3 separate regions of the Homo sapiens genome follow, and regions 2 and 3 are each linked to region 1. Evidence: chromatin loops called from intact Hi-C (ENCODE). Cell type or tissue: Caco-2. All regions are shown on one strand.

The links. Peaks named below come from ENCODE experiments on the same cell type or tissue, not always from the same donor. Only the 100,000 strongest peaks of a DNase experiment are listed, where the experiment ranks them.
Region 2: it touches region 1 in a loop (29-fold over the local background); 39 of 110 quality-filtered maps call a loop at or near these places.
Region 3: it touches region 1 in a loop (18-fold over the local background); 8 of 110 quality-filtered maps call a loop at or near these places.

Annotation. Positions count from the first base shown.
Region 1 is chr16:52,065,375-52,073,374 of GRCh38, forward strand. The region is part of intron 2 of LINC02911 (long intergenic non-protein coding RNA 2911); the gene reads right to left. Among named protein-coding and RNA genes, the nearest start is that of LINC02911, 8.1 kb to the right of the region's middle. In Caco-2, no CTCF peak of the experiment used is centred here; a DNase peak (open chromatin) is centred at 3,197.
Region 2 is chr16:53,018,483-53,026,482 of GRCh38, forward strand. No RefSeq gene overlaps it. Among named protein-coding and RNA genes, the nearest start is that of CHD9NB, 30 kb to the right of the region's middle. In Caco-2, a CTCF peak has its summit at 4,150 (motif pointing left); a DNase peak (open chromatin) is centred at 4,099; H3K27me3 peaks cover 262 bases.
Region 3 is chr16:52,858,565-52,866,564 of GRCh38, forward strand. No RefSeq gene overlaps it. Among named protein-coding and RNA genes, the nearest start is that of CHD9NB, 190 kb to the right of the region's middle. RefSeq lists a silencer at 3,073-3,367. In Caco-2, a CTCF peak has its summit at 3,205 (motif pointing left); no DNase peak of the experiment used is centred here.

The sequences.
Region 1 (8,000 bases):
TACATAGACAATCATGTCATCTGTGAACAAAGAAGGCTTTCTTTCTTTCTCCAAACCTTTATATATTTTATTTCCTTTTCTTGTCTTATTGCATTAGCTAGGGGTTCCAATATGATGCTGAATAAGAGTGGTGAAAGCAGACATTATTACTTTGTTCCTGATCTTAGAAGGATACCATCTATTTTCTCACCATTATGATGTTAGCTATTGATTTTTTTGTGGAACTCTTTATGAAGTTGAGGAACTTCCCCTTTATTCCTAGTTTACTGCGAGTTTTCATGATGAATGAGTGTTGGATTTTGTTAAATGATTTTTTTTCCACAACTACTTATTTGATTTAACTGATTGTATAATTTTTCTTCTTTAGCCTATTGATGTGATAGATTATATTCATTGACTATTGAATGTTGAACTAGACTTTTATACCTAGAATAAATCCCACTTGGCTATGTGTATAATTCTTTATATTGTTAAATATGATTGGCTAATATCTTGTTGAAGATTTTTGCTTCGATGTTTATGAGAGATATTGGTCTTTAGTTTCCTCTTTTCATAATGTTTTTGTCTAGTTTTGGTATTATGTTAATGCTGGTGTCATAGAATGAGTTAGGAAATATTCCTTCTGTTTTCTGGAAGAAACTGTAAAAACGTAGTAGCATTTCTTCCTTAACCATTTGAATTCACTAGTGAACATGCAGGTCTGGTGCTATCTGTTTTGGAAGGTTATTAATTATTGATTCAATTTGGTTATAGATATGGGCCTATTTAGATAGTCTATTTGTCTTTGTGTGAGTTTTGGTTACATCATTCACAAAGTTGGTTCATTTTCTCTAGGTTATCAAATTTACATACAGAGTTATTCATAATCCTGGTATCTTTTTAAATAGTAGATCTTTGACAAATATTTACATGTATTTTCTGGTTATTGAAATAGTATGGATGCTTCCTCGGTTTATCTTTGTTGAGCCAATTTTAACAATTTATCTCCTTAGGAAGTTATTATTTTGATCTACATTTTTAAATGTATTGGCATAATGTTGCACAAAATATTTCTTCTAGCTCATCTAATCTCTTAACATTTATATTTCCAGCTTCTGTTTTATTTTAAAAGTTGTAGTTCTCTTTCTTCTTGTCTCTTCTTTTAAAGACTTTCAAGGAAGAGGGGGTAATTTTAATGCTCTGAAGAAGTTTTTGGTTATTAATTGCATTTTGTTTTCTAATTTATTAAATTCAGCTGTTATTATCATTAGTTATATAATAATTATACTTGGATTGTTTTGGTGTTATCTTTAGTTTCATAAGTTAAATATTTAATTTATTTCAATTTTTTATATCTTTCTTGTTTAATAACCAAAATATCCACAATGAGGCTACATACTTTTGTAAATGATTTGTAACCTTGGGTTTGAGTTGTTGTAAGGTTTGTATGTTATAGGATTTCTTAAGATTTTCTTTATGGTAATATGATAAATATTGACAAATGTTTCCATAATAAAAAAGAATATGTATTTGCTATAGATTATTCAGTTTTGCATATATTTATTACATGTGCTGGTTAATAGTTTCCAATTCTTACTCTGCTTTCTCTTCACTTTCACTACATTTAAAGATCTAATTCTCTTCACTTTCTAGAAACACTTTTTAGAGATTTTTTACTTCAGAAGTCTAAACCCAGAGGATCCAGACATATGACCAATCACATTAGATTTTCAAAGTTTGTCCTAGCTGCCTTTCTCAGATGGAAGAATATGTGATTGTTCTGATGGCCACTGGCAGTTTCCTGCCAAGGGAACACAGACTGATTGTTTACTGTATAAACGAGTTGCTGGGACACACTGAATTTTCTGGGGTAGAATTTGATCTCCACACAATATAAACAGCAAAGCAGAGAAAAGGGAAAAAAATTATTTTCTTCTGTGTTTCCAAGGAATGAGATTTCAAAGGCGGCAATGTAGCCATCCCATGAAACAGCCAATAAACACTCAACAGCCAACATCTCATCTAGATTTGTTCTCTGTAATATCCTCATCAACCTACTACTCTGCATCCCACCATCATCTCTGGTCTGTCTCAAGGTCTAATTAATTCAGACCAGGGCCCATGTAAGAACTTCCTAACTGATGGTTCTGCTTTCTGTCTCTGTTCCTTCCTGTCATTTAACCCCAATAACCTATATTCCTAAAGCACTACTCTGAGAACAGCTTTCCCTTAAAATCTCCCTAAACAATGAAGCCAAAACTTCTTAGACACCAGATTTCCTTGAGAATAGGACCAGCCCTCCTTTCTAACCTTTTCAACCTACCCCTTTCCATTAACCCTCATGATATCCCAGTCATAAACTCATAAACTGCATACCCATTTTTTACTTTGTCATCACGAAACATTGTCAAGCTGAAAATCTTTTGTTTCCTACATTAAAAATTGGGATACCTAAAGTCATAGTTCCATAAGTACCTTGTGATGTACTAGGCATTGTAGTGAATGTTCTACATGTATTATCTTCACTTAATCTTCACAACATTTTGATGCGATAGGCATTGTTATTATCACTGGCCATTTAACACACAAGGGCATGGACACTTAGAGCAGTCAAGTCTGAATCCAATGCATACTTGGTTAAGTGTTACGCTGTACTCTTCCTTAATTACCCTGCCAGGACCAAGAGAATCCTTGCAGTCTAGACTAATGACTCACATAAAGTAGGCACTCATTATATAGTGAATAAATGGTTGAATGACTGAGGAAATGTGAAAAGACATCTTAAAATGCTTTAGAAATGGTAAATTACTATGCAAATATTATATGTCATCCACAAAATCACTATTATTAAGCTGCTTTTATGATGAAAGTTGATACCTTTTTTCATTTATTTCTATGCCTTGTATTAATATTTGCTAAGTGAAAACATTGATCTAGGTTTTTGTCAATTGTTTTTCCTCTAAAGCCAAGCAGAAACTTCATCTTCCATCATGTGAACACCTTGTCCAATTGGCAAATATTGACAGTAAGAAAACATCATGTTGAAATTAGCCTTCTATTCTTGTATATTATTGAAAAATCAGAAGTACAAGACCATAGGCTGTAGAGGAGCTGTGTGCACCCACCTGTGTGTGTGTGTGTGTGTGTGTGTGTGTACGTTTGCCCAACATTTTCAAACATTTAGTTTTACTACATTTACTCTTTCTGACCCGGTACAATCTCAAACTGCATACAAGCAGCAGATGTCAGTGTTGTGCAACTTTCAGGCTGACTGCTTGCAGAGGCAAGCTGTTCTTTGTCGCCTAGAGACAGAATCAACAGTCATTTGTACCCACAAACAAACACCCTTAGGTGCTAGGTAAATCGTAGAGGTCCCCCATAAAGAAACTGTAATTTGAGAAATTACACAGCAACTTATAAAGATGTAGTTGTGATTCAAAGGTTGCAATGGATGGGCACAGCATAAATAGTGGAACCTATCGTGTTTTGCTGGCCGAGAAGGAGATAGGGACACCCAGAAAGCACTGGTTTGGCTCCTTTGTCACAACTGCTGTGAGCCAAAGCAAAGGAAGGTCAGACTAAATCGGCCTCGTTTGATGAAAGAACAGTGTTTTCTATTTGCAACCCATGTGGTCAGATGGCCAAACTCCTAATATGTCCTCAAAGCCCAACATAATCTGGTTTCTGACTGCTTCTATAGCTTTCTTGGGAGCCACTCTTTCTCCTTTTTCTCTGCTGCAGCCACTGCATTCTTCCCAGCTCACAGGCTCTGCTTGTAATGCTCTTGCCACATGCCCCTGTCTCTCCTTTAGTGTCTACTCTTCAGATCTCAGCTCAAATGTCCCTTTATCCTGAAAGGTCAGGCTCCATACATCAGGTCTTTCTTTTATGGTCTCATAGTACCCTTTAATGCCCCTCCATAGACTTATCACAATTTTCAATTATATATGTGTCTGATTCTTTAATTAGTATCTGTGTACCCAGCTCCAATAAAAGTGCCAATTCCATAAAGGTAGATTATGTGGCTGTTTTGCCCATTACTGTTTCCCTAGTACCTAGCATGGTACACGGCATATGGAAGATTCTCAACATATAAATGTTAAATAAAAAAAATGTTAAGAGGATGAATGAATGGATAAATAAGTAAATTGGTGAATGAACAAATACGTGAATTGATTCCATCTACTCTTCCACTGAATAGACATCCATGTACCAGTGAGCGAATACAAGGTAGGCTGGCTTAAGAAGAGGAGAGTATCTCAAATACCTGGATATAGAGTGATCACTGTTGTTCCAGGATTCTGAGAATAACTCAGCAGGTTGAGAGACTGACCTGCACAAATGGATTCTGACTTGGGCCTACATTCTGGTGGCAGAGTTCGAGTTCTCCCCTGCAGCAATGAATTTCTGTCTAGCACTTCTGAATGCAACCATCACATACTGGTCTCCTATCAGTAAAGAAAGGGGATCAGGTTGCAAATATGTGAGGAATACAGGCCTTTCTTCAGAATCGTGTATTTGGGATGTATCATGTGACAGAGAAGAGCTTATAGACAAAGATAAAGAGAGATAAATGGGTTGATTTTTTTCTTCTAGGGTATACACCCAAAGGGGAGAATAATCTAGCTATTTTTCCTTCTTCCACAAGATGGGGCAATCGGAATGAATTTAACTACAAAGGCGGACTCACCAGTAAATGTCTTTTCCATGTTAAACAGCCCTATTCGGTCAGACCAGAAAAATGCAGCTGGTTTTGAACTTGTTTATGCAACTGTGTAGCATTTCCTGAAAATGGTAGACCTGGGGTAGACAACAGTTAGGCTGGAGGGGAAAGCCTAGGGCACTTGCCCACTCTATATTGGAGTCAAAGGGTGCTGCCCAGCTTCCAGAACCCCCAGCATTCCAGCCCCAGGGAGTTGCAAGGGTCTCTGGCTCAGAAACAGCTGCTGCAAAATTGAGCAAATTTACCATTCAGAAACATTTTCTTACATTAGAAGGAAATTCTAGATGAGATATAATGATGTCTACTTTGAAATAAATTATTGTAATATAATCAATCACAGTGTACAAATTCTAATTCTTAATATTAGTCTGCTGCTTACAGTCTGCAAGATGATTTCATTCAGTGGAATATTCCACAATGCATTAAATCAGGCCGCACATAAAATAATTATGACACTAGAGTTTTATTATTCTACCTATGACCTATGTGCACATAACCCTTCTTGCTTCTTCCTGGTTATAGGTCTATTACTAGATCATTATAAATTTTTCTTTGGAAAGAAATTAGTGGAAATGGGCTTGACAACAATTTCTAGATTAAATTAGCACTGTTCAGAAAGATAATTAATATTGGTATGGTACTTTTTTGATCATTGTCTCATTTGATTTTCCCGACAATCTGTAGGCTAAATATTACTTTCATCATCACTCTTTCACAAATATATGACATGGGATATTTACTTATTCAAGTGTCAATATGGGATATTTATTTACTTAAGTAGGCACAGCAGGTAAAACCTGGAGATAGCCATGAACATGGCCTTCAGGTTCCAGTTCTGACAGGTCATGGAAGAGAGTAGGGAAAAGAGAGAAATTAGAGAAGGGAACTAGCACATGCTTTTATGAGGGCTAAATACACATTGTATAAGGTAGGAAACCCAGCCAAAGTGGCTTAAACCTCAAAAATAATGGATTGGCTCCCATAATAGAAAAATCCAGAAGTTCTAGTTCCAAAAGATGTCATCATGGATCTAGTCCTTGAGGACAGCTAGTTTCACCTGATATTTTCAGTTCATCCAGGTTATTTCCTTGTGGTAACAAAATAATCTAAGCAGGTTCGTGTCTCATAGGGTCCCACTGAACCACATTGTTCTGGGGAAAAGAGTGTCTCTTCCTGAAGTTCTCTCACCTGTGACTCACCCTGTCATTGGCTCAAACGGGGTTAAAGGTCCATTCCTGAACCAATCTCAGCTGGGAAGATAGGCATGACTTATCGTCTTAACCCAATCAGAATTCCTACGCTGAAGCCAATTGCACTCAAACTTTCCTTGCTAACAGTGGGAGAGCTGTACATTATACAAAAAGAAAGCCAGGAGAAGGAGAAAATGGAGAAATCATAAAATATATCTACATTTTTTGGAGTTTAACAAATTAGAAAACATTGTCTCTTTTAATATATAAAAATTTATAAGAGTACTAGAACAATCCTGGTTGATACACAATTATTTTTTAAAAGCAATAAACCATTGTAAAATGTTCTGAAGAAGGCCTTAAGCATTAGCTTTAGAAAACTTAAAAACTAAATTTATAGATATTACACTAGCAACACCTGATGCCTAAAAAGCAGAGGATTGCTCAGTAACCCTGGAGAATTCAGACATTTAGAGCAGGCAAGTGTTAAGAGGTGGGAAAAAATACCAAAAACAAAAACATCCACTTAGGTTGAAAACTTGCTAGGTCCTTTATATAAACATCTTCAAGAAGTACTATCCAATGAAACCTCCAAGGGCACTCTGTCTCCTCAACCACTAATTTTTTCAAGCACCTCTGTCCTCATTACTACAAGCGTTTGGAGTGATAAGACCTCCCTATCTCACAGGGTTTTGTGACAAATAAAGGCAAGAATGTGCATAAAAGGCTTTGTTAATGTAAATGCTCACAAATGTAAGAATTATATTGATGAGAATTTTATGTATAGTTTTTAAGATGCTGTAGAAAAAAAAGACATACCTACCAAAAAACAGGTTCTACATTGACCTTAACAAAATAAATGGATGTCAGTTACATATAGCTCGCTTGCACCAACCTCCCATTTTCCCACTTCATCAATCTCAACTCTCTCAGATCTTCGCCTAATGCACTCCACATAGTACACTCTGAACTTTTTGCACAACCCAGATGGTATACATGGATCCATATGCCTGTTTTCAAGATTGGCTAATTGGCCTCATTTGCACAATAAACTATTAAGAACTCTCTAATAAAAGTCGACAATGTTGCCACACTTTGTTAAAGAGCTAAAGGTTCTGAAATGCAATGCCTATCATCACTTTATAAAAGAGCTGAATTTGAGAGAAAAAGCTCTTACAAACCCTTATTGAAGGAGAATTTTCCCAATGGACACAGTCTTAGGAACAGTTGGGACCAGGGACTCCAATGCCACCAGGATTCTCTCTTTTTCCCAACTCTGCTTCTCTGTTTGCTGGCTTCATTCTTTCCATGCAAACCAGCTTTCACAACATAGTGAAAAACATGGCTGTCTAAGCTTCCATGGCTATAAACTTCTATCTCCTATTTCCAATTTGAAAAATTCCAGGAAGAGATTGGCATACATTGGGTTGGATGTCCAGCCCTTTATCAATCAATCATGTCCAGGGTATAAGGTCTGATAAATGCATTGTAACTGTAAACAAATATTTGTAGTTGGGAATGTAAGAGCTCCCCACCAAAAAGAGGGCCTATTTTTACAAAATAAATGAATAGTTTGTCCTGGTAGTGGTTGTCCTGGGTAGGCAAAAGATTAGTGTCCACATAAAAAGGCAGAGTTAGTAAAGACATGAGTCTGCCCCTGTAAAACAGTACCAGTCAAACATTTCCCCAGGTCCGAGATTTGTTTACTCTATAATAAGAAGAATAAACCTGCCCATTCCACCAAACTGTGGCAACAATCGCCTGAAACGTGAGTGCATAGTAACTTCAAAAATATTACAAAATTTCAAGGTATGACTGTTGCTATTACTATCTATATAGGTTACTAAATTTCCCATTTTTCACACTGATGCCTGGAGTCAGACTGACACAGCAAGTAGTTTGAATAAACTGAAGCTCATCTAACATCACAGGCTGTGAGTACACTCCTTCTCAAGCCATATTGCCGTCCAGCTGTGTGTGGTTATTATGCCAAGTTCATCAAGAGATATTTGAGCTTCTCAGGGAGCAGGAGGAGGGGAAGACAGAATGAGACTCAGATGGAAGGAAATAACTCAACCAAAAAACCTCTGATTAGTCTACTTCCTAGA
Region 2 (8,000 bases), 950 kb after region 1:
GCAGAGGTTGCAGTGAGCCAAGATCCCGCCACTGCACTTCCACCTGGGTGACAGAGCAAGACTCCACCTCAAAAAAAACAAACAAACAAACAAAAAAATACAGCCAATACATCATTTCCTAATTTTTCATGTAATACCTGTTAGTTGATCACTTTTAATAAGTGAACACACGCATAGTAGGGGGAAAAAATAAAGAAACCAACGCTGTCCTTTTCTGTCCTTTCTTATAAGTTCTGGACTGTTATTCAAACTCTTTGAAAAAAAAAAAAGTGTAAACTATGAAAACAAATGAAATTATTAAAAGCACATTCTCTTCTCATTCTTCTTCAAAAAATGGAGACTTGCTGTGCAGCCTTTAAGATTTTGCAAAGAAATAAAGGAGGAAGGAGGAGACATTGTTCTATGTCTGCAGCCTCAGCCCCTGGAAGAGCTGCACAGATGCCCAGGCTTGAGAGAAGCACTCAGCCTGCTCTGAGGAGGGAATCAGCCTCTGTTCACTTCAGCCTCCCTTCAGGTTCCCATCTCCTGCCCAGAGACAATTGTGGCCAGAGTGCTCACACCTCCTGCCACTGCACCACACACATGCTAATTAAAGCCCTTAGACGGTCTTTATTGCTTTAAAGATAAAGATCAACAACAGAACTGTGGCCTAAAAATCCCATCATGGTGTGAGCTCTGGCTAGCTTTCCAGCCTCATCTCACACCCATGGCTGTCTCTGAGGTCCAGGAATACTGACTCTCTCCTCCAAGTAGTTAAAGGTCCTTCTACCACAGGGCCTTTGCATGTGCTGACCCCTCAGCCTGGCTAATATCTACTTATTCTTGACATCTTGAGATCTCGGATCACACAAAGTTTTCCTCAGATGTATCTGGATGTGTCAAAGTCAAACTCTCTGTTATTTATTCTGAAACATTTGTCACAGTTGGAGTTTTACATTTACTTATTCCATTATTTCATTAATGTCCCAACTAGACTATACGACCCATGAAGAATGAGACATGTCTCCTTTTGCTGACCACTGGCTCCCCCAGACTCTCCCCCACCCCACAAAGCCTTGTATATGGTAGGCACACAACATTTGTCAAATGACAAATAAGGAGTTTATGAAACAAGAATGAATCAATGAAACCTCCAAATCCACTGACCCCTGCAATCACTGCTTCAGAACTTACACAGGCTCTGTCAAAGTGTCTCCTCTTGCAAATTTGAGAGGTTTTTTTTTTTCTCAAAAAAACTTTGAGACGGAGTCTTGCTCTGTCTCCCAGGCTGGAGTACAGTGGCACAATCTCAGCTCACTGCAACCTCCATCTCCTGGGTTCAAAAGATTCTCGGGCCTCAGCCTCCCAAGTAGCTGGGATTACAGGCACATACCACCACACCCAACTAATTTTTGTATTTTTAGTAGAGATGGGATTTCACCATGTTGGCCAGGCTGGTCTCAAACTTCTGGCCTCAAGTGATCCATCTGTTTCAGCCTCCCAAAGTGCCAGGATTACAGGCCTCAGCCATCATGCCCAGCCTCAAAGATACCATTTTTTTTAATCCACCTCCAAAACAACCCACTTAATAATAACTTATCAGTGGTCTCCCTGGCACAAATCCATTTCATAGAAATAATTTTTAGTACTTTAATGATGCCTTTCTGCCCTACAGCATATGACAATAAGGAATAATTAGCTCCACAACTATAATATGAAAAGGGTGGAATGCATTTAAATTGGAATTGATTTTTGTTTAATCTGTATTTTCATGGGCAGAAATCAGGTTTCTCTCAGCCACCTCATTACAAAGGACAAGTTGATGTTGCTTTGGGGATGTTGGAAGTCCTCCCTTCCAATAGAGGAAGGGCCAGAACTCACCTTCATCCTAGTTTGACTTTTCTTAGAGTTATTGTTTCCTGCACAGGTATGCCCTGAACTTGGACCTCAGCCTACCACTGATATAATAAATGTCCGATCTCAGGTGTGTACACCCCTTCTATCATTTATATGACTTATGTCCTGCTCATGACTTCAGTCCTGCCCAGGGTCATTGGCCTCAGGAAGTAAATCTTTTTCTGTAGGTTCCTGAGTATGGGCCCCTGACACAACTGAGTGCTTTAATACAGGCTAGTTTCTGCCAAGAATAATGACCAGAGAATAGATGGATGCGCAGGAGTCATGGCCTCAGCTCTGCAAATTGTTTCTCTTTGTCCATCCTAGATAATAAAAATACCACCTTGGCCAGGCACGGTGGCTCACGCCTGTAATCCCAGCACTTTGGGAGGCCTAGTGGGTGGATGACCTGGGATCAGGAGTTGGAGACCAGCCTGACCGACATGGTAAAACTCCGTCTCTACTAAAATAAATAAATAAATAAATAAATAAATAAATAAATAAATAAAAAATTAGCCGGGCATAGTGGTAGGCACCTGTAATCCCAGCTACTCGGGAGGCTGAGGCAGGAGAATTGCTTGAACCCAGAAGGCGGAGGTTGCAATGAGTCAAGATTGCACCACTGCACTCCAGCCTGGACAACAAAAGCAAAACTCCATCTCAAATAAATAAATAAATAAATAAGATAAAAATAAAAGTACCATAATGTACAGAGCTCCTTAACTCAGCATGTACAATGAAATCACTTATAGAACATTTTGAATGCCACCAACCCTCAAATCAGATTTTCCAGAAATAGGGACTAGGGCATCTATATGTTTTTCTGCTTTGTTTTGTTTTGTTTTTTTGAGACAGAGTCTGGCTCTGTCACCCAGGCTGCAGTGCAGTGGGGCAATCTTGGCTCAATGCAACCTCCACCACCCGGGTTCAAGTGATTCTCCTGCCTCAGCCTCCTGAGTAGCTGGGACTACAGGCGCACACCACCATGTCTGGCTAATTTTTGTATTTTCAGTAGAGATGGGGTTTCACCATGTTGGTCAGGCTGGTCTTGAAGTCCTGACCTCAAGTGATCCACCTGCCTTGGCCTCTCAAAGTGCTAGGATTACAGGCATGAGCCACTGCACCCAGCTGGCATCTATATTTTTAAAACACCACAGTGGTGCCGATATGTAAGTAAGATCGAGAGCCACTGACACAACAGCCCTCTACAACTTGCAAAAAGCTTTCACCCTATTCCCAAAGGGTTAAGTACTAATTGCCCCATTGCGCAGATATGAAAACAGAGGTTCAGAGGTTAGTGACTTGCCCAAGGACAAACAGTTTGCAAGTGAACTTATCTAGAATCAAACAGGAATGTCGGCCTCAAAGTCCTTTAATCCAGAATGAATGGAGGCTGATGTATACTCCGTGGCCAAAAAGAATGATGATTAAAAGCAGTTTAGCCTGTGGTTCCTTAACTGGGTTGCTAATGAGCTGGTGGTGCTTTTAATTTATTTTCAAGTATTTTGAAGAATAATCCAGAACCTGTCATCCTTCTGAGGTGGTTCCTTTCACAAAGTTGTGGTTAGTGTTGTGTGTGGCCTTGCTACCTTGTCCACACTGCTGATTATAGCAGGCAGGATATAGGACAGACCAATGACCTTTAAAAAGGCCACTTACAACCAGATAGATGGTGGGTGGTTTCTTGATCACTCCCTCATCACTACGAATCAGCAGCTCACGATAAACCTTTAGTAAGGCCTCTAGGGGTGGCAACTGGGGAAGGGCAGCAGAAGTGAAGGGGCAGTAGCTGGAAGTCAGAAACAGAGGGAGAGCCATTGGAAAGAAGCACACAGCAGGAGTCATACGTCCAACCGCATCACCAGATTAGGGATAGCGGAAGCTCACCGTAAGGGGTGACAAGGTTGTCAGGTCACTATTGCTGCTTTGAATCCCAAACTCATTTTAGAGACATAGCTTGTGCAATTTTTTGGACAACTTTCCGTCTCCTTCACATCCCTAGGTATTCCTAAAATTAACTTCCCATATCATCCTCCTTGCTCCTGAAAAGTCCAGTTAAGGAGTGGCCATAACAAGGCATCCCCCCTCTTGCTGAACACCTCAAGGGAGAATTCTTTGGCCTCTGTTCAAAGAAAGGTATCTGGGTGGCTTTGGAGCTTCCCAGAATTCTCTGTACCTCTGAGAAACCACAGGGCATCCACCATTGTCCAGGACCACTGCCTGGTGGAGCGGCTCTGCATTCCTTTGCCTATGTTGCCCTCTAGTGCTCACTCCCTATAGTTATCTTTACATACTATTTCCCTTTTGATGCTAAGTTTAGGAATCCAAAATCTGGAACAAAAACTTCTTATAAGTTTATCCAGCCTGGGCGCGGTGGCCCACGCCTGAAATCCCAGCACTTTGGGAAGCTGAGGCGGGTGGATCACCTGAGGTCAGGAGTTCGAGACCAGCCTGGCCAACATGGCAAAACCCCGTCTCTACTAAAAATAAAAAAAATAGCTGGGTGTGGTGATGTGTGCCTATAATCCCAGCTACTCAGTAGTCTGAGGCAGGAGAATCACTTCAACCTGGCAGGCAAAGGTTGCAGTGAGCCGAGATGCGCCACTGCGCTCCAGCATGTGTAAAAAAGCAAAATTCCATCTCAGGAAAAAAAAAAAAAAGGAGTATCCATTACTTCATGGAAATTCATCTAGCAGTACCTATATGATATATTCGCTTTTCTGTATGTATCTTAAAAGCATTTTAAAATCTCTCCATGCATTCATCTGTCAAATATTTACTAAGTGAGTGCCTACCATCGGACAGAAAGCCTCCCTTTTAGGTAATAGAAAATACAGTTCCTGCCCTCATGGAGACCTAGCAGGGGAGACTGACAGTAGATCTCATAAACAGATGTGAAATGACAATTGTGACCATGCCGCAAAGGAGAGGTTCATGGGACGCCTGTTAGGGAGATCCGGGGGGGCTTCTCTGGAGAAGTGAGAATGGACTAAAATATGAAGGACCAGAGTTAGGATGTTAGAAAAAAAAGAGGGGCCAGGGAGAGCAGCAAGTGCAAGAACACCCCTGTGTCAAAAAAGGAGTAGGATGCATTTGAAGACGTGAAAGCAAGCCGCTTTAGCTGGAATGTGAAAAGTAGGGGTTTGGGGCACCATGGGAGGACAGGCTGGAGGGACAGCTGAGGGACAGCCTTTACGTGGCCTGGTTGACCACATCAGAATTTTGGTCTTTAAAAGGGTACTCCCTTTGCAAACCCCCACCTTTGTGTGGCAGATGGAAAATTGAAAGTACCTATGATTGGATGCAAAAAGCATGGGAGTGTAACTGTGTAACTTCACTTCAGCCTCTGATTGCAGGCAAAGTCTTCATTTGCATAGAAGTGTAACTTTTGTAACTTCAGCCTCCAATTGGCTGCTTTCCACAAGCAATCATACTGATCGTGGGCCACCATTTCATTTACCTGAGGCGAGCACCAAGTGGCCAGTGGGAAGCCTCTAGTGGGTATTTGGACCAGAGAAGACTCTGTATTGGGGCCTTTGAGCCACTGCTCCAGCCAGCTCCCAAACTGTGGAGCGTACTTTCATTTCAATAAACCCTTGCTTCCCTTAAAAAAAAAAAAAGGAATTTCGGTCTTTATTAAAACGAAGAGTGCTTGATTGTCTTATTTTGTTGAAGAAGAAGGTAGGTGATCAGATTTGGGTTTTGGAAAGATCCCGCTAGTTTTGCGTAGAAGATGGATTGAAGCGGGACCGCAGCTTTACAGTAGATGAGGTCAAAGGTCATTATTCTTGCAGTCCTGGTGAAAGATGATAGTGACTTGGGCTCAGTGATAGCAGCAGAAGTGGAAAAAAGGAGATAGAGTCAAGATAGAGGATAATGGGGCTTGGTGGTGGATTGCATGTGGGAGGATGGAGAAGGACAGGGGTGTGTCAAGGATGATTCAGAATTCTGGTTTCAGTAACAGGATAGTGGTATCATTTCCTTTTTTGTTGCATTTTTTGTTTGTTTGGGGGTTGTTTTGTTTTGTTTTGAGACATGATCTTGCTCTGTCACCCAGGCTGGAGTGTAGTGGTGCAAGCACAGGTCACTGCAGTCTCAACATTCTGGACTCAAGCGATCCTCCTGCCTCAGCCTCCTGAGTAGCTGGGACTACAGGCATGTGCCACCACGCCCAGCTAATTCGTTTTTAATTTTTTGTAGAGATGGGGGTCTCACTGCGTTGCCCAGGCTGGCCTCAAACTCCTGGCCTCCAGCAATCCTCTCACTTCAGCCTCCCAAAGTCCTGGGATTACAGACATGAGCCACCATACTTGCCCTTTGTTTCCTATGATAGGGAACATTGGCAGAGAAACAGATTTCGGCGGATGGGGGATGAGAAAAGCATGAGTTTGGTGTTGGAAAAAGTAAGATTAATGTGCCTTTAGGACATTCAAATGGCTACATCGGTCAATTAATATAGTCAGTAAATTCTTACTCAGCCCTTCATATGTGTCAGGCACTACTCTGGGCTTTATCTCCCATAGAGTTTACATTGAGGCTCATCCCTTCACCTCTCTGCTTAGAGCCCTGCCTGCCTGTCCTAGCCAGATAAAAATCCATTGAGTATTCAATAAGCTTTTTCTTGGAGCTGGCTACATATGAGACATTGAGCTCAGTGTTCTACTTGATTAGGTGATTCTATACTTTTTTTGTTTTTCTTTTCTTTTTGTTTTAAGATTCACGGTAGGCTGGGCCAGTGGTTCACCACTGTAATCCCAGCACTTTGGGAGGCCAAGGCCAAGGTGGAAGGATCACTTGAGGTCAGGAGTTTGAGACCAGCCTGGCCAACATGGTGAAACCCCATATCTACTAAAAACACAAAAATTAGGCCAGGCAAGGTGACACATGCCTATAATCCCAGCTTCTTGGGAGGCCAAGGTACCAGAATTGCTTGAACCCTGGAGGCAGAGGTTACAGTGAGCTGAGATTGTGCCACCGCACTACAGCCTGGATGATAGAGCAAGACTCTGTCTCAAAAAAAAAAAAAAAAAGATTCATGGATACATGTGCAGGTTTATTACAGTGATAATATTACGTGTGATGCTGATGTTTGTGTTTCTAATGAGTCCATCACCCAAGTAACAAACATAGTACCTGATAGGCAGCTTTTCAACCCCTGCCCCTTCCCCTCCCTTTTTGTAGTCCCCAGTATCTATTGTTTCCATCTTTGTATCTGTGTACCCAATGTTTAGCTCCCACTTGTAAGTGAGAACATGTGGCATTCAGTTTTCTGTCCCTGCGTTAGTTTGCATAGGATAATGGCCCACAGTGGGATTCGTGTTGCTGCAAAGGACATGAATTTGTTCTTTTTTATGGTTGTGTGATATTCCATGCTATATATGTACCACACTTTCTTTATCCAATCTACCGTTGATGGGCACCTGGGTTAATTCTATGTCTTTGCTAGTGTGAATAGCAAAGTTGCAATAAATGTATGAGTGCTGGAATCTTTTTGGTAGAAAGATTTGTTTTCCTTTGGGTATGTATCCAGTAGTGAGATTGTTGGGTCAAATGGTAATTCTATTTTTAGTTCTTTCAGAAAGCGGGATTCCATTTCTTTTTTTTTTTTTTTTTTTTGAGATGGGGTCTTACTCTGTCTCCCAGGCTAGAGTGCAGTGGCGCCAATCTTTGCTCACTGCAAGCTCTGCCTCCTGGGTTCACGCCATTCTCCTGCCTCAGCCTCCCGAGTAGCTGGGACTACAGGCGCCCGCCACCACGCCCGGCTAATTTTTTGTATTTTTAGTAGAGACGGGGTTTCACTGTGTTAGCCAGCATGGTCTCGATCTCCTGACCTCATGATCCACCCGCCTCGGCCTTCCAAAGTGCTGGGATTACAGGCATGAGCCACCGCGCCCTTTCCTTTTCTTTTCTTTTCTTTTCTTTTCTTTTCTTTTCTTTTCTTTTCTTTTCTCCTGAGACAGGGTCTTGCTCTGTCATTCAAGCTGGAGTACAATGGCACAATCATGGCTCACTGCAAACTGGACCTCCCATGCTCAAGCCATCCTCCCACCTCAGCCTCCCAAGTAGCTGGGACTACAGGCACAAACCACCACGCCCAGCTAATTTTTGTATTTTTTGTAGATACC
Region 3 (8,000 bases), 790 kb after region 1:
AAGGAAATGATCTTGCCTTAAGAAAATGTTTAGCCTAGAAAGATAATGCAAATAGTATATGCAATAGTATAGACAATGCAATTGTATATGAAAATAGTGGAGTACAATAAATTGAAGGGCGCAAATCAGCTGTTGCCTAGCCACACTAAGCCTGTAGATATATTTGGCTTAATTTAAACATTGACTATAAAATATTCCAATTAGGCTGGGTGTGGTAGCTCACGCCTGTAATCCCAGCACTTTGGGAGGCTGAGGCAGGCAGATCACTTGAGCTCATGAGTTTGAGGACCAGCCTGGACAACATGGCGAAACCCCATCTCTACAAAGAACACAAAAATTAGCTGGGTGTGGTGGCATGTGCCTGTAGTCCCAGCTACTCAGGAGACTGTCATGGGGAGGATGGCTTGAGCACGGAAGGCTGAGGTTGCAGTGAGCCAAGATTGCACCACTGCACTCTAGCCTAGGCAATACAGCCAGAACATGTCTCAAAAGCAAAGAAAATATTTGAATTAGTTGCTGGAACTTAAAAATTAGGAACTTTTGTTTGAGAATCTACATGTCAGTCTTCTCTTGAAAAACAGGAAGTTTTTGCCATGTTGGACCTGTCTTCCTACATGGCAATAACTGGCTAAAGTAGCCTAGTGGCTGCCACTCATGCAGCTCTGGGTGTCCAGTGTCCCCTATGAACCACTATTTTATATCCAGTCTTCCTTGCTTGTTTATGTTGTCTGCCAGGCCCCTGTAAACAGCTGGTTAGCAACCTTTAGTGTAAATGCACAGAGCAAAAGGAGTAGAGGATATGCCTCATGCCTTAAGAACGGTTACGTTATAAGAGTCATGGGACTGAGAGACAGTCTCTATTTTTCCCTTTGTAACCATATTTATGAAGGTTTTAGAACAAGAATATATTCATGCCTTATTATCATAATTTTTCAAAAAAGTATATTAATATATTATGATCATGTATGTATATAACTAAAATTCTCTAAAAATACTATAAAAGCAGAATAAATGGAGTACTGTGGCTCCTCAGAAGAGAGATAATCTTCACTGGACAGAGCCATGCGATGATACCAGAGTCTCAGCTATGTACATTACTCGGCATTTAGCATAACAGATGTTACATGGTAATAGTCAACATATTTTCTGTGAGTGGATTCTCTAGATACATACAATGGCAAAATAGCCAAATTGGAAAGTCAAACAGAGCTAGTTTATATGAAACCTTGGACATAGTAGGTCATATTGAAAGAAAAAAAAAATCAGCCTTAGACCAATCTATGATATATTTTTTGCCTTTACTAATACAAAAAATAAGCTTGACCAGATTTCATATCTCCTTAAGATGGAACCATCTGAGCTAGTTGTGTTCTTGCCCACCCCATGCAGAAGCATGCATAAGCATGACCACCAATTGGGCAAATCCCAGAAAAGTTTCATTCTCTTTATATGCTGCAGGACAAGAATGTGTGCAAATGAATAACCACTACTTAAGCAAATCATCTTGACCCAATTTGTGGACCTGTTAACTTTTATTTTTCTTAATTTACTCTCTACAGAGTAGCTTTGTCCCATATACATCACGAAAAATTATTTAATCAGATTTTATTTTTAATTTTTCATTAAAAGCTGAAATAAGAGATTTTCTAGAATATATCCAAAATCTACAGAAAGCAGCGAAAGTAAACTTTAATAATCAGTCAGAATGCATAAAAATAAAAGGGAATAATTCTTTTTGTAACTCACATTGAAGCACTGATTTGTAAGGAGAAGGGTAATGTATAAATTACCATTTCTGAATTGGTGAGAACTGCAGTTATTTACTCATACCTTCGATTTGTGGCTATGCAGACAAACCAGCTTTACTTTAAAGATTTTTTAAAGAATTCCCTTCTTCTTAAAATAAGTTTGGATGCGATTAATCTGTTAGTCCTCCCAGCTCCAAGATCCTATGTTTTGTGACAAAAAATTCACTCAAACAGCTATTGTTTTTTAAATAATTAATTAGCACTGCCATAGCTAAAGTTGATTGGAGAAAAAAAAGAGCCCAGTAATAAGTTGTCTGAACCCATGTAATGATTTCTTCATTATGCATTATCTCTAAATTTTTTGATGGGATTATCTTATTATAAGGTAATGACAATATTCATTAGGTATTGAGTATTTTTATGTACCAGACACTTGACTTGTGTTATCCTCTTAATCTTGACATCAACACTATTAAGTGGGTACCATAATTTCTCCCATTGTATACATCAGAAAACGAAAGTTCAAGGGGTTAAATAACTTTCCCAAGGTTACAGAGGTAAGAAATGGTACCAAGATTCAAATCCAGGTTGATTTTGTGCCAAAATTTTGCTCTTAATCATTATACCATACAGTGTCCAGACCTAAGAATAAGCTTTTGTATGAAAAAAAAAACCCACAATTTTAAGCTACCCCTTTGATTGACTGATTAGATGATAGACTAAATATATCTTTATATTTCCCTATAGTTGTAACATCGCGTTCATTAAAAAGACATCAGAGATCTATAATTATTTTTATCAAGTTGCAAACACAATCCACACTGTTAAGAGAAATTCTTATAAATACATGCCTGAGGCCTCCCACTTACTCCCTGTACATTGCTTGATTACTCAGCTCTCTTGTCTGCATGGTTCCTTTGACAAAGAGTATGTCACTTTCATACCTAATAGCTAAATAGGATTGATATGATACCAAACAAATGCCTTTCCATTTGGGAGAATTTATGCTTGAAAAAACATATTTCCCCCAGGAAGCCTCCATTTATCATCAAGATGAATCTTGGGGATGGGTACAAGGCAGCCTCCAAAGGGAGGATTTGTTCACTTTCTTTGATTTGTCAGGTTTTCAGCTCTTAAAAGGGCACCTACAAATTAAGCGCACAGATTATTTTCTCAAACTCTTCTTGGTTCTGTTCATTTCAATGGGAGAATAGTAAAGTAGCATTTAGACCCAAAGTATTTTCCAAATGGAACATGCAAGTTGGGTGCTAAACATTTACCAAGAAGGCAGACGTGGAGTCCAGTCATCTTATTTCAAACAGAAACATTGTTTGGCCAGAAATCACTTCAGGGCAGAGCTGATTCCAACGTTCACAGCGGCTACAAAAAGGATTCTATTTTGGCAAGCAAACACTTCGAAAAAAGCATTTTTAGCCATCCATGAAAAAGGAGTGAGTGCCCCCTGGTGAAAATGTGGGAAACGTTTCCATATGTTATTTTTGGCTGGCAAGAAGGTGCAGATGTCTTCACAATAAAAATATACTCGCTATGAGAGCGCGCCTCCTTGAGAAGAGTTGGCAAGATTTGGGGCACTGGATCCACAGAGTGGCAAAGAAGCACAAAGGGAGGAAGAAAGCCAAGCCATCACCAAGACAGTCAGGAGGGTGGGCACTGGAGTCAGTCACACAAGCTGGGATCATGGGTGACTTCCGTTTTATTGTTGTATTTTTTATACCTGTGTTGGGTGGTCTGCCCTCTCCAAACTCACTCTCCACGTATCTTCACTCTAATCTGTGTCCAGGGAGGCTGACCTTTACAGATATATTAACACACTCCCTTCCCCTCTGGCTTGTAGGTGAGTTCAACCAAGGGAAGACACCAGCAGGTGACCAGAGGGTGGAAAAAGTGACACTGAGGTGTTTATTCCCAGAGCTCATTCTTTGCCAGTGCAGGCTGGAAGGGACTGTATCCCCCATCTTATGGTCTCAGCTCCATTAAGATAATCAGCTGACCTATATCTGTAAGTCTGTCTCTCTCCAGGTGAACTCTCCCTTTCAAAGTTCCTTCATGCTTAAGGGTGGTAACAGCTCCCCATTTTTGCTGACCTGGGGTGCTTCACCATTCTTGTTGAGTTCTTTTCTTTTTTTTTTTAAGACTGTGTCTCACTTTGTTGCCCAGGCTGAAGTGCAGTAGCATGATCATAGGTCACTGCAGCCTCGAACTCCTGAGCTCAAGCCATCCTCCTACCTCAGCCTCCTGAGTAAACAGGGCTACAGGTATGCACCACCATGCCTGGCTACAGGCTGGTCTTGAACTCCTGGCCTCAAGCAGTTCTCCACCTCATCCTCCCAAAGCACTAGGATTATAGGTGCGAGCCACCACACCTGGCCTTGCTGGGTTCCCTAAATCTTACCCACACCTCTGTGAAAAATCTATGCAGTAAATGTATCTTCTTGGTCTTTGTGAGTGTGCCATCTCTTTCCCATGAGTACTCTGACTGATACAGTACTTTCCATATATTCCAAAATTTCTACAATAAGCATCCATCCCTATCTAACTCCAGGGAAACCTAAGGCTTCTGGTAGTCCCAAATTCTAATCCCACCAGTTCTGACCACTTGGACTGGGGTTCAGTTAGAAGAATCGCAATGTGGGACTCTTTGTCTTCAAGGTCTCACTTCACTGCCGCATGCTCCAGTGATTAATTAGTCCACTGCCAACCTTTTGACTCAAGCTGCTGGCTTCACCTGCACCTCTACATTTTGAACAGGAAGAAGAAAGATTCTGTTTACATTCAGCCTTCACCTATCTCAGCAGGAGGGAAGGAGAACAAGTTGTTCTGTCAGGAAGAATCGAAAAGATTAAACAAACAGCATACTGCTTCTGCGGGTCTAGTGTTGGCAAGACCAGGAACTCTGTAAACCACAAGAACAGAAGGGCAGCCTGCTGGTCAGTGCCCAGGCATCCAGCCCAGGGATCTGTTTTTGACAAGAGAATACAGAAGTATTTAGGCCTTGCCAATTTACACCTGTCTTCCAAACATCCGGACTTCCCTCATTAATCTATTAGTTCGGTGCAAAAGTAATTGCTGCTTTTGTCATTACTTTTAATGGCAAAAACCTCAATAACTTTTGCACCAACCTTTAATATTATGAACTGTCATCCAAGATTGTCCCTATATGCTTTTTGTTGCAGTGAACAGAGATGATGAGTGACGAGCATGCCAGATTGCCTCCTCTCTTACTATGTGATGAGGACCAATTTTAACCTTTCCAAGACTGACTGCAATTGTCAAATGGAGACGATAATGCCTACAGCATAGGATGGTTTTAAGGGTATATGTGGCCAGGCAGGGTGGCTCACACCTATAATCCCAGCACTTTGGGAGGCCAAGGCGTGTGGATTGCTTGAGCCCAGGAGTTCGAGATCACTTTGGGCAACATAGTGAAACCCCATATCTGCGAAAAGGTACCAAAACATTTGCCAGGCATGGTGGTGAATGCCTGTAATCCCAGCTACTCAGGAGGCTGGGGTGGGAGGATCACTTCAGCCTGAGAAGGTTGAGGCTGCAGTGAGCCATGATCACACCACTGTGCTCCAGCCTGGGCATCAGAGTGAGACCCTATCTCAAGAAGAATAAAAGGGCAAATGAAGCCATGCATACAAGGGGTGCCATCCCAAACACAGAGTCGGCATTCAATAATATGGTTTTGCTCCTTCTCTTTGTCTTCTTGAGATATTCTAGGTTTCCATATCCTCATCAAACTTCAATAGTCTGATCATCATGAAGAAAACTGCTTAGAACTAACATAAAGACTGAGTCGTTCACGTCAAGGAAAGTTTTTCTTGCTTCCTTTCACAGTTGCCCAGGATTGAGCATACAAGGTATAATAAAGTTAGTATTAAGGGCTAATTATTGAGGACTTATTACACAGACACTCTGCTGAGACTTTTTTCCATTTTATATTTATCAAATATATGTGTCCATATTTAAAGAGTCAAAGAGTTTTACAAATTTGTACGAAACACAGCAATTCCTACCCTTTGCCCCACATCTATCTTCCTAGCGGACTCCACTTTCAAATCTAAAAAGGGAATATTTTGGCATTTACCTTCACAATTCTGAACAACATATTTCTTACCACTTCTTCATTTTGTAGTTTAGACATAATCTATTGGCCTCCTTCTATGGATAACGATAATGGAACTTTTATTCATTCCCCTGCCCCATCACTGCACATCCTTTCCACTCCCTCGGGTACCTAATATAGCTATTTGGTAATTTTGTCAGATCGATATTGTGTTGGCATATGACTATGTAAACGCTGCTCACAGCTGAGTCATGTGTACACTAATTATTTTTATTTCCCGTGCAAATTTCCCCAGAGATAATTGTCTTGCTTTCTCATTCGTTTTGTTTTCTATGAACATACCACTAGTGCAACTCCAAACTCCCAGCCTTTGGTCTAAAACTCTTTTTAAGACATTTATGTTATCTGATGTTCTACCAATTTCCTATTCTTAGAGAAATCTTTCCTGGAGGTTTCTGGTATGCTCCAACCTGAATTGGTTGCCTTCTAGGCCTGTTGCATGGCTACTATCTTCAACATCTTCCTGTGGATTCTCTTTGCCTCTTCCTTGTGTTGGATCTCTTCTTTTCTGAATCTCATATCTTCCTTCTTATTGGTTTATTCCCTCTTTTGGGTGGAGTACATACTTTAGTATCTTCTTGGGAAAGGATATGTAGGAAATAAAATTGTTGAAACGTTGCTTACCTAAAAACAGGTTTATTTGACCCTCATGCTTTGTAATTATTATGGGAAATAAAGAAATGCTTTGTAATATTGTTTCGAGCAAAGAATTTAAGAACAGTAAAACAACAGCAATAAAAGCTTTTGACAACTCTTATTATCTAGACAACAGGAAACTCCTATCTTTAAAGTAAAAGAAACAAAACTGGGGCCAGCCCAAAGAAAAAGCATTTCTGATTTTCACATACACCTAAAATAGCTCCTATTGCCATTTTTTCACCATCTCTGCTAGAAAACTCACGTAAGGCTTGTCCACTCTCACACATGATTGACAGTCTGGCTGTGTATAGAATTCCAAGTGGCAATCATTTTTCTTCAAATTCTGAAAACATCCTTCCATTTGTCTTCCAACATCCAGTATGGCTTTTGAGAATTTCAAAATCATTCTGATTCCTGGGCCTTTGTGTGCAACTAGTTTCTCTCTCGCTTTCTTTTTCTCACTCTTTCTCGCTGCTAGTGTTCTGAGATATATGAGGCTTGTGTATTTTCAATCACTAATAGTAATAGCATTCCAGCTTCCAACTCCATGGCTCTCCCTATCTGGGAATTTGCCCTTCCGTTTTGAGAAATGTTCTTCTATTGTTTCTCCCCACGTGTTTTCTTTCTGGAACTCCCGATGTTCAGATCTTGAACTTCGTGAGCTGGTGGTCCTCTAAATTTTCTTACTTTCTATCATATTGTCTTTTTAACTCTACTTTCTAGATTTTCTTGTTTTCATTTTTCCTCAGCTGAATTCTCTAACTCTTGAGTTTTTCATCTCTGCCCTCGTTTTTAATTAAGAACTCTATTTTGTTTTCTAAATGTTCCTTTTTTAAAGCATCCTCTTCTTGATTTATGGATGTAATAATGATAGGAAATTTTTTTTTCTTTTCCCTGCATGGTTTCTATTTTTTACCAGATTGGTTTTTGTTGATGTTCACTTTGACTTCTGTCAATGGCTAAGCTTTCTCTTAACTCTGGTAATCCAATTGTCTGCTGTATTGAAGAATATGGAGAAAAAAAGAGACTAGAAGCTCTAAGTGTGCTATACTGTCTGTGAACTTTACCAGGTGATCGGGCTGGGCTGTTCCCTTGTAAAATGTCCACAAACCAGACCAGATTCCCGAGAGAAGACTCATTTCCTAGATCTCCTAGGAAGGAAAAAGGCCTGAAAGTCAATTCCAGAAGCTGAGTGAAAGGATAGTTGGGGGGAATCTTAGCAGCCAGAATGCATTCATTCATTTACACCCAGTGTTTTCAGTAGGATAAACCCACCTTCTGGAATAACTGAGCTACCCTCATCCACATACCTCTGCTTTAACCTTGCCAAAGAATGAGCTCCAGGTCTTTCGTTGGGATAAAGGAGGGGCGGTTGTCCAGCTGCATGCCACTGGGGAGGAAATGTGAGCCTCAAACTCTTCCTAAACAGTCTTTGAACCAGTCCTCCTGGGCTCTGATCCCAT